Linked DNA regions of Homo sapiens: region 2 is linked to region 1. Evidence: read pairs that join two places in POLR2A ChIA-PET (ENCODE). Cell type or tissue: GM12878. All regions are shown on one strand.

The links. ChIA-PET counts read pairs that join two places held together with the same protein. Peaks named below come from ENCODE experiments on the same cell type or tissue, not always from the same donor. Only the 100,000 strongest peaks of a DNase experiment are listed, where the experiment ranks them.
Region 2: POLR2A ChIA-PET joins it to region 1 with 5 read pairs; 2 of 35 experiments call an interaction of 5 or more read pairs at or near these places.

What each region holds. Positions count from the first base shown.
Region 1 is chr2:212,608,550-212,613,549 of GRCh38, reverse strand. No RefSeq gene overlaps it. Among named protein-coding and RNA genes, the nearest start is that of ERBB4, 72 kb to the right of the region's middle. In GM12878, no CTCF peak of the experiment used is centred here; no DNase peak of the experiment used is centred here.
Region 2 is chr2:213,141,926-213,146,925 of GRCh38, reverse strand. All of the region lies in intron 4 of IKZF2 (IKAROS family zinc finger 2), which reads left to right. Among named protein-coding and RNA genes, the nearest start is that of IKZF2, 7.2 kb to the left of the region's middle. In GM12878, no CTCF peak of the experiment used is centred here; no DNase peak of the experiment used is centred here; H3K4me3 peaks cover 3,886 bases; H3K27ac peaks cover 589 bases.

The DNA of each region.
Region 1 (5,000 bases):
TTACATTCCCACTAACAGTGTATAAGGATTCCTTTTGCCAACACTTATCTTTTGTCTTTCTGATAATAGCCACTCTAACAGATGTGAGATGATAGCTCCTTGTGGTTTCGATTTGCATTTCTCTGATAATTAGTGTATTTGTATAATACAAATGTCAAAGTACTATCACGGAATTACAGATAAAAGTATAGGTGGAATTGTGATACCCTTTTTAAGTGTATGATCATTGCTTTTAACTATGTAGTTGATTTAGTTAAGGTAATGCTAGCTGCTGTGACACATAGATGCAATCTGTGTCATAATAGATGTTTTCATGACGCTCACAAAGAGTACAATCAGTGTAAGCATGTGGTGGTGTTTAGGATTCTGCTTTCTACACCATTTAGGGTTCCAGGCTTCTTTAGCATTCATATTTCAAGGTCTTTGGGGCTTGACATCCAAGAGGAAGACAGAAAAAAGAGCATATGATAACATGGGTGTTTATGGGTCAGACCTTGAAGTGGCATATATGCCACTAAATTCTTTTGAACAGGGCTATTCTTTTCTCCAGGATTCATGTAGTGAAGTCGTGAACCCCAGTATCTCAGAATGTAATCTTATTTTGAAATAGCATTTATATATGTAATTATTAATAGTTAAGATGAGGTCACACTGGAGTAGGGTTGGCCCCTAATTCCATAGGATTGGTATCTTTATAAAAAGGGGAAATCTGGAGATAGACATATATACAGGAAAAGCACCAAGTGAACATGAATTCAGAGATCAAGGTGATGCATCTCCAAGCCAAGCAACAGCAAAGATTACCAGCAGCAACCAGCTAGGAGAGAAGCATGGAGCATTTCTCTCACATCTCTCAGAAGGAACCAACCCTGCCAACACCTTGATCTCAGATTTCTCCAAGGTGGATAACAGGAAGTCTCTTCCAATCACTGCAGCGGGTGGATAGTCCAGGATCTTTAGGTGATGGAGTCTTCTTGATTAAGTCCAGAAGGGGGATTTCAGGTCATGTGAACTATAAGACAAACTGTTACCACCCTTACTTTTGGCCTTCCCCACCCATACAGAGTCAAGATTCAATCAGGAGTCGAATCACACCAGCCATTTTAAAGATGAGAATTCAATATGAAATGTTCATAACTAGTCTTGGAAGAACTAAGGGTCAAAAAAGAATTCCTAAGGTGTTACAGAGCTAGCAACTGCGGGAAAAAGCTACCACCACTAGGGCTGAAGGGGTGAGGAGAAAAAAAATGAATTATTGAAATTTAGAAGCTTGGAGGAGAGGTTCTGTGATGTTGAAATTCAGAATCGAAAAAAGAGAAGCTGATCAGCTGATGCTGGCCCCCATGAATTGGAAGGAAGGGGCTCCGTAGGGTTAGGACCCTGACTTTTCAGAAAGGGGTATAATTCAGCTGGTAACAATAATTTGGAGAAATTGCAATGAAGCTTGTTTTGCAAGTATTGGAAAAATTGCAAACTTGATTAATCTGCTGTCGCTGGAATGGACTGCCATTTCCAGGGTAAAGAAGTGAGGCTGGAGTGGCACAGAAAGAAACAAGAAACGAACAAGAAATATAGTGTCCCTTTCATCACTTCAAGCCTTTTTGTCTCCTGATAGTATCATCTTTTGACTTAGCTTACCAGGGAACCAGTTGGCAAAGCAAAAATGTGTTTGCAGAATCTCAGCAACAACATCACAAAACAGCATATAGGGAGAGGGTTGGAACCTGAAAGATAAGACACCCAATTTTCAGTGATGGAACAGACACAGGATAAGTGCAATAAAACTCCCCATTCAGAAAAGAGAATGTGAGACACAGAGTAGTCACTGGTCCATAACCAATGAGAGTTATTCAGAGTCAGCTGGGCAGGATGCATGAAGACTTTCTTCTGTCAGGGTGGGTGAAACTCTTTAATTATACCTCAGTTCAACAATCTGAGAGAAATTCGATTGCCCACTTGTGTTAGTGATCTGCAAGACCATCCCCAGCTTAGATGATTTGCTAGGAACATTCGCAGGACTCAGGATATAATCATACTCAGGATATAGTCAGCTATGATTTATTACAGTGAGATCATACAAAGCAAAATCAGCAAAGTGTAAGGCACATGGGGTGACGTCTGGAGGAAACCAGGTGTAAGCTTCCAAGAGTTCTTTCCCAGTGGATTCACACCAGACATGCTTAGTCCCCCCAGCAAGTTGTGGCGATCCATGTGAAGTGTTGTCTAGCAGGGAAGTTCATCTGAGATTAAATAGCTGGGTTGTTAATGAGGGCTGGTCATGGAGGCACCCGCTGCCTAGCACATACCAAAATTACAGTCTCCCTGAAGGAAAGCAAAACCATATGGTTTCATGAATATTTTAGGCACAGCGAGCCATTCTTATCAGGAAATGGTGAGAACCCTCCTCATAACTGTTCCCAGACACCAGCCAAGGGCCAAAATTTCAGTCAGGACTTGCTAAAGGTGGCAATCTCAGCTCTGCTATGTTAACTTTTTCTGCATACTATTGCACTTTGAGACTCATTTGCTACTCTAGAGTTATCATATGTAAAACTTTCCTAAAGGTTTTTCCATTGCATATCCACATTTCCAGCCTCTCCCAAAACAATTTCCTTACATCTCATTACTTAGCCATTTGGCAGAGTCACATACTTTAGGTTTTTGCTTGGCAGTACCTTCCCTCTTTGCCTTTTTAAACCAAGTTTTGTGTTGGTTTAGATTTTGTCAAGAAAACAGAAACAACTTAAAAGTGTTCAAGCGGGAAAGTATATTTATAGGACAACAGTTAATACAGTAAGGTAGATGCCCACAAATCCATAATAAAGGAAGGACAACTGAGTCAGAAAGTCCTCTTCTAGACCGTGGGGTCATATCTAGTTTGCAAGGAGCCCAGAAGTTGCAGGAACCACTGGAAGCACCAGTGATGCTCAAGGCTGCCTCCACCACTAAGGTGGATAATTTTCTAGATAATACTTTTGCAAAACCTCCCATCTGTCAAAATCCCCATCTCTCTCAAGTACTACTGAAGAAGCAATAATTTCACAAAAGCTTCTCTTTTACCCTCAAAGTCCAAAGCAAGAGTCTCTCATTGTGGATTCCAATAGCAGGGTTTCTTGGAAATTTAGTTTCAATCATTTAGCTCCTGCAATACAGGCCCTACAAGGGAGAAAATTACAAGTTACCAAGACAATTCAAATAGTAGTTTTATTTTTAAGTATATGTGCATTCACTATACTTTTATCAACATATTTTTTGAAATGAAGTTTGTGTGGTATTAAAACTAACAGAATAAATGGCTTTTAAGAGTAATTAAAATCATCAACAAGTTAAGGGATACTTAACAGGCTGACAAATAAAACATAAAATTCTGATGATTATGAGGACATAAAAAGGTTTTATAACACACAAAATAAAATTAAAATACATCAATGTATTTCACAAAAAAAAAATGGGTTCTGCATTATAAAGCAACATATTAGCGGAACTACAGTTGTAAAATTAGCCCTAAAAATATTCATATTATAGTAATGGGAAATGGAGTTTGTATAAATGCAAAGTAGTAAGCAATTCATGGAAGGAGGTTTTTCATAATCTATTTCTAGTATAAAATGTTTTTAAAGATTCTTTCGCTTGGCTTTCAATTGATCATTGTTTATCTATTTCTATACTCTTTTTATCATCCTTGTAAAAAACAATTTAATATAATTTAAGTGTATATAAAAGTTTCTACGAACTCTACACACACATTGACATTGAGTCAAGGTCCATTTGTCTATGTCAAGGAAACATTATTTTAATCTACTGTATTCAAAGATCTAGGAATTGCGTAACACAGCTTCTCACCATCTTTAGCGAAAGGAGTGATTCTTCCCTGTGCTGAGAGTTTTCCATTTGCCTATTCAAATGACCTTTGTATCTTCTCCTCCCTGTCTTGTGCCCTGGAAGGTGGACTTCCACAGACCACATCAATGGGTTTTCTTGCCCTTGGCTTCCAGTTGTATTTAGCCAATGGGAGGTACTGGTGGTAGCAGATGGGAATGTGTAAAAAAAGTCCACAGTATTTATTCCTCCAGGCAATTTGCCACAACTCCTGCCAAGCAGCCTTCTCCATATAATTTTTTTCTCCAGATTTCAGTAACTATTCTTTCCTCATGTTCTTCGGACCCATGGGTAATAACAGCTCCCCAGCAATGCTGTCCTTGGGGAATTGCACTATATCTTGCAGTATCTCTTCCATAAACCCTGTACACACCTTCATACTTTGTCCTTTCTATTAAACTGTCTTCTATTAGCAAGTTTCAATGTGTCATGTGTGTTCTTCTAGGGCTTTGATTAATATAATGTCCTTTGCAAGCTATGCAATGGAAAGAATTGCTATGACTAATAAAAAATATGCTAATAAACTGGACTCCAGCAGGTTTCTAGATTTGTGATTTAACTGGCCTCTCTGAGAATATCTGGCCTTGAAGTCAAGTCTGCAATATAGCTATATCTAAAATGCAATGAATTCATTTCTAATCTACCAATAAATACTTTCTAATCTCTTACTACGCATGCTGTCATATGTTTGGTGCTAATAGGAGTAAAACAGTACAAGGCATGACCACAGACTTCAAGGTGCTTTCTCTAACTTTGTTTTGAGATGCAGTTTAGTTCTTATTGCCCAGGCTGGAGTGCAATGGTGCAACCTCAGCTCACGGCAACCTCCACCTCCTGGGTTCAAGCGATTCTCCTGCCTCAGCCTCCCAAGTACCTGGGATTACAGGCGCATGCCACCACGCCCGGCTAATTTTGTATTTTTAGTAGAGATGAGGTTTCTCCATGTTGGTCAGGCTGGTTTCGAACTCCTGACCTCAGGTGATCCGCCCGCCTCAGCCTCCCAAAATGCTGGGATTACAGTTGTGAGCCACCACTCCCGGCTGGTGCTTTCTCTCTTAACTGAGTGTTCTATAGACCTTTTCTTAAAATCTTTTATCTGTCACCAGTCTAATGAGCCATAT
Region 2 (5,000 bases), 530 kb before region 1:
CTCAAAAGTAATTTGAAATCTTGTTTTCTTTATACTTTAGATTTATATTTTATTCTTACATGTTATAGAAAGGACATTGGACTTACATGTAAATATAATTAAATTTACAAGTTTTCTGTTTTGGCAATATGTGAAGGAAAGGCATTCTCTTTCCTTCCCCCCCCCCGAAGATTTAATAACTAAGAAAAGTGAATCATGTACTTAATTATGAGCATATTTGTAAATGTATTCTGACTATCCAGAGAGAGCAACTTTTTCTTTTTACTTCTAACAGCTCTCGAAACTGTAAGTTATTATAAAACTGCAAGCTTAGTAATTAGTAAATACTACTGAAATTTAAGCAATTTATATAGAATACCATTGAATACATTTTGCAATTTATTAACTTTAAGTAATTTTAGCTATTGACTTGAAATTATGATTGAGTTTGAATTTGCTTTATTTATTTAAAAGTTGTAATTCTTTTAAGTAATGAGCACTTCCTAAGAAAATTTAATTATAGAAGCAGTCCTTACAATTCCCGTATCATTTAGAAAGAAAAAACTAGTAAAGTTAGCAGGTGAATGTATACTAAATTATCATACTAATCTCATAATGAATCTTTTGCATTCATGTTTTTTGCTAGTTGATTTGATAAAAAATATACTATGACTACAATTTAGGCAATAGAATTTTTACATTTCAATATACTAGTTATTTGGTGTAATGTTTTTATTTCTCAGATAACTCACACAATTTCCTAAAGAGTAAAAAGAGATAATATGTAGTTTCTATTAGTTAGCTATTGGCTTTAGAAACATTGCATGTATAGGGTAGGGAGTAACTGTTAATCAGAGACTTGACTGTCATCCCCTAGACACAACCACAGGAAAATGCTTGTCAAGTGGTTAATTGGCTGCTTTATTTCTGAATTTGATTCTGGTTTTGCAAGTACTTGCTTCAGAAAGGCAGTTCACTCATCTTTTTAAATAAACAGTGCAGAGTGTAGGCATGATCAATTTGAACAAATAAGAACTGTGCTTTTGACATTTGAGCTTTTCTCACCCAACAACAGTAAACTTATGTTTGGTAGAGAGTTTTTTAACTTACTAGCCTGTGGCAATTCCATGTTAGTACAGGTTTTGGCTAAGATGCACGTGTTTTCAGGTTCTTTTCCAAAGAGTTGCAGGTTAAATATTTTGGCTCTCACTTCAGAGCTGTCTCTTGCATCCTTTATGTAGCCTCTATTTACAGTATCTAGGTTACCCACTTAGGTGTTAGATGGAGAAGATACCCATTTTTCCTCTCTGTTAGATCTAGGAGAATATCAGCATTTTAGATTGCCAAAGCAAATAGTGATAGAGAGGAACTCTCGTCTATTAATTAGAACAAGAGACCTAGAATTGGTCACTCTGATGTTTTTCTGTGACTTGGAATAATTTTTTGTGTGCATCTGGCCTGTCAAATCACTTGTGTCTGAGATCACCGGTTTTCCTAAATCCCTTTACATGCATTGTTGACTTTGTTTAATGAAAAGAACTTATTTATTTTCTGCATTTTTTAATATCTTCAAATATACTTCCTGGAGGGTGCCTGCTTCCAAAAACAGAATTGCAATTTTGATTGAAAGTGTTAAAGCTAAAAGTAAATGTGAAAACCTTTAAGACAGTTTCTAGTAGCAGGAAGGAGAGGATGGGAATATATGTGTAAGGAGGAAAAAAGTTATTTTTAAACAGTTAAAAAAATAAAATAAGTAAATTTTTTTTTTTTTTTTAGTAAAACAGCTAACATTCTGGCCAGAAAAGTATCAATAAGGCATGAGAGCTCACTTATTTTGGCTTTAGGAAGGTGGTCAGTACTACTGTAAGGTCCCAGCATTTGTTTAAGCTATTTGGTAACTCTTCTAAGATGAAGGGTTTCTGTGCAACTTGCTGCCAGCTATTGTATAAAAATAATGACGGCAGCTATCATTATTTGACAGTGCTAGAATAGAGCACTGGTGACTTGGGAGGGAGAGAACTAAAAATGTTATAATGCCTGACAGTTTTTGGTTTTAAAATTTAGCATCTAAGATAAACTTAAGAAGAAGTAAGAGGTATTAGTGATCCTAACATTTTATAATGACTACTTCCTATGGTTTTGAATGAATTTTCTTAGAGAACTTTAAACTTTTTCTTCTGGAATGAGGATGTCTTTGTTAAGAAGATGGACATTGTTGCCTGAGATCATTAGTGTACATATTGAGTCTGCTGACAATCTTCGGTGTCAGGGATGACAGTATATGCCTTGATGGCTATTGGAAATACACAGTGTTAAGTGATTTTTAAAAATAGAATCTGGGACTTAAGAATCTGAGACAGACATCTCAGACAGAACAATATAAAAATAATCCATATTGTATTTCGGCCCATCAGATGAAACTTACTTTGTGATTCCTTCTGTTTCTTGGTTAGCTCATTTCCAATTCTTGCATAGTTGTTCAGTATTGGTTTCAGACTGTTCTATACTGGCAGGTGACTATTTTGAAAATTGTTTAAAGTTCAAAATTTTTAAATTAATTTTATTTTTCTTATCTATTTTTTTATAATGTTTATGTATAAATTTACTTTGCAGGTAGTTACTTAAATGGGTATGAAAATACATCATGATGCAAAATTTGTTTCTATTACTTTAAAGCTGTTAAGTGGATCAACTGTACAGTCAATGCTATTTATCAGTCTGATGGCCAGGTGGCATGTATGGAATCGGAAGAAGTAGTAAGTCTAGTTTTACAAGGCTCTGACCAATAATCAGGTCAGGGAATCTAGTTTATTCTTTTCAGAGTACTTCACATTAATTTTTTTCTTAGCTAGTTTCCATTTTTAGAACCTAGCGAAGCAGAAGTATATTATGATTTCTATTTTTCATATGTGGAAATTGAGGCTTGAAGAAATCAATTTACCTCTTAGAGAACTTAGCAGAAAGATGAAGTTATCAGGATTGGGACATAAAATTGTGATATTACCTTGTGGGTTAGTTAGATAACTGCTATCTCTACAATGTCACCTTCTCAGGGTGTCTGCCGTGTCCAATACTGGCCCATATTTTTGTGACAAATATCTCAGAAATAGAAGAGTTATTATGAGGGTGGAGTGATATCAGATTATCTTTTCAGGCGGGTGTTCTAATGCACTTTTTGAAATAGAGCCTATATTATGGGACTTACCAGCTTTCTGAGTTTTCTTCTGTAGCTTAGTTTGGCAGTCACCCTTGCTTGGATTTCTGTAGGACACACCCTAATATAACACCAGATGGGCTTGATAGAAAATCTTCTGTTTTAAGTCGCCATACTTAGGTTTGTGTATATACCCAATGTACTTTACATTTAGTTCTTGTTTATTAGGGAATTAAATAAAAATAGTTCTGATTTAATTTCTTTACAGGTATCAGAGATAAATGTCATAACTATGTACCAAAAGAGAAAAAAAGGGAAAAAAAAGGAAAGTAAAAGAGGTATAGATTTGTTGGTAATCAACAGCAAAAGTGCTGTAACTTTTTCTTTGCACCTCATTCCGCTCCCAACTCCCTATCTTTTTAGTCTGCTTAGTACTGAGAATTAAAGTCCGTTTTCAAAAAACAAAACAACGTATGGCAGAAAGATTATCCTTATCATCTCTATCTTTGTTCAAAATCTGTCTTTCCCACTAGAAGTACTTTTTTAAAAAAAGGTAACACCATTGATTGTGTTCTATTGAGAGTCTTCCTGTAAGCCATAATGAATTTTCATCTCTGGGTTCCGTGCTCTTCTCTCCTAACTTTTGACATGTTGATATATTTTGAATATTTACATATTTTTATCATATTTGGAAATATCAATAGCAGAGTTCCAGTCCTAAAATGAGGTAGAATATGTTGTTTTTCTTTACTTTTTTCCCTTCTTATCTGTTTATGTTAAATGTATTTGTTGGCCTGTTGGTATTTTCCTTTTGCGAATTAATTGAGACCCAATATACCTCTGTTTTGATATAGGTAAGGAATATTTAGGGATGGTTTCCTTTATTATAAATGTTATAATCACCACTAGAGCGAGAGAAGGTAGAGGGGCATCCTTTATTGAGTGCACTTAGTATGCTAGATGCTTTACTTATTATTTCACTTTGTCTCCACATCAATTCTGTGAGGTAGGCATGTAATTACTCTATTTTATAACACTTAAAACTGAGGCTCAGAAGCAGTAGACTGTGAGTGGTTAAAAATATGGGCTTTGCAATTATGCTGGCCTGGGTTAGAATTCCTGCTTTGCTGTGTGACCTTGGCCATGTCACTTCACATCTCTGAGCTCCAGTTTCCTTATCCGTAGAATAGGGATAAGCAATACCTACCTCAATGGGCTGTTGTGAGATTTCAATAAGGCAATACATGCAAAATGCTCAGCACAACTTCTGGCACATGCTAAGACTCAATAAATAATCACTGCTGCTATTACTCAGAGCAGTCAAGTTACTTTTTTATGGACCTATGACTTGTAAGAAAAAGGGTTTGTTTTCAAATCCAAGTCTATTTGAAATCTGGGTCTTTTGCTCTTTTCTGTATATTGCACAGGTCCAGGGAAGAAAGATAGGGATTTCTGATAATTTAGGGTAAAAATTGAAGCAGGAACCCTCCGTTATTTAAAGCATCTATGAAGATTTTGGTTAAGAAAGAAATAGAGTTTGTCTATATGTCAGAATTGGGGAGGGGGGTGGCGCTCAACATTCCTGAGTATAGTTTTGTGGTTTTGATGATATGTAAAGCAAATCACTGCATATTATTGGTGTTCCAGATATACCAGTCATTACAAATAACAAAAGAAAAAAATTCCCTTAATAGAGTAACCTATTCCTACAGAGAATCAATTCTTAGAGAGTCCTCATCTAAAATCTAACCTCATTTGATGCTTCTGGTAGTACCATAAATTCTCACTTGATGATACCTAATAAAATTGTTGGTTTAATTGTTGATTGTGCACTTCGGGGGTAGTAGTTTAGATGTTCTAAATTTGA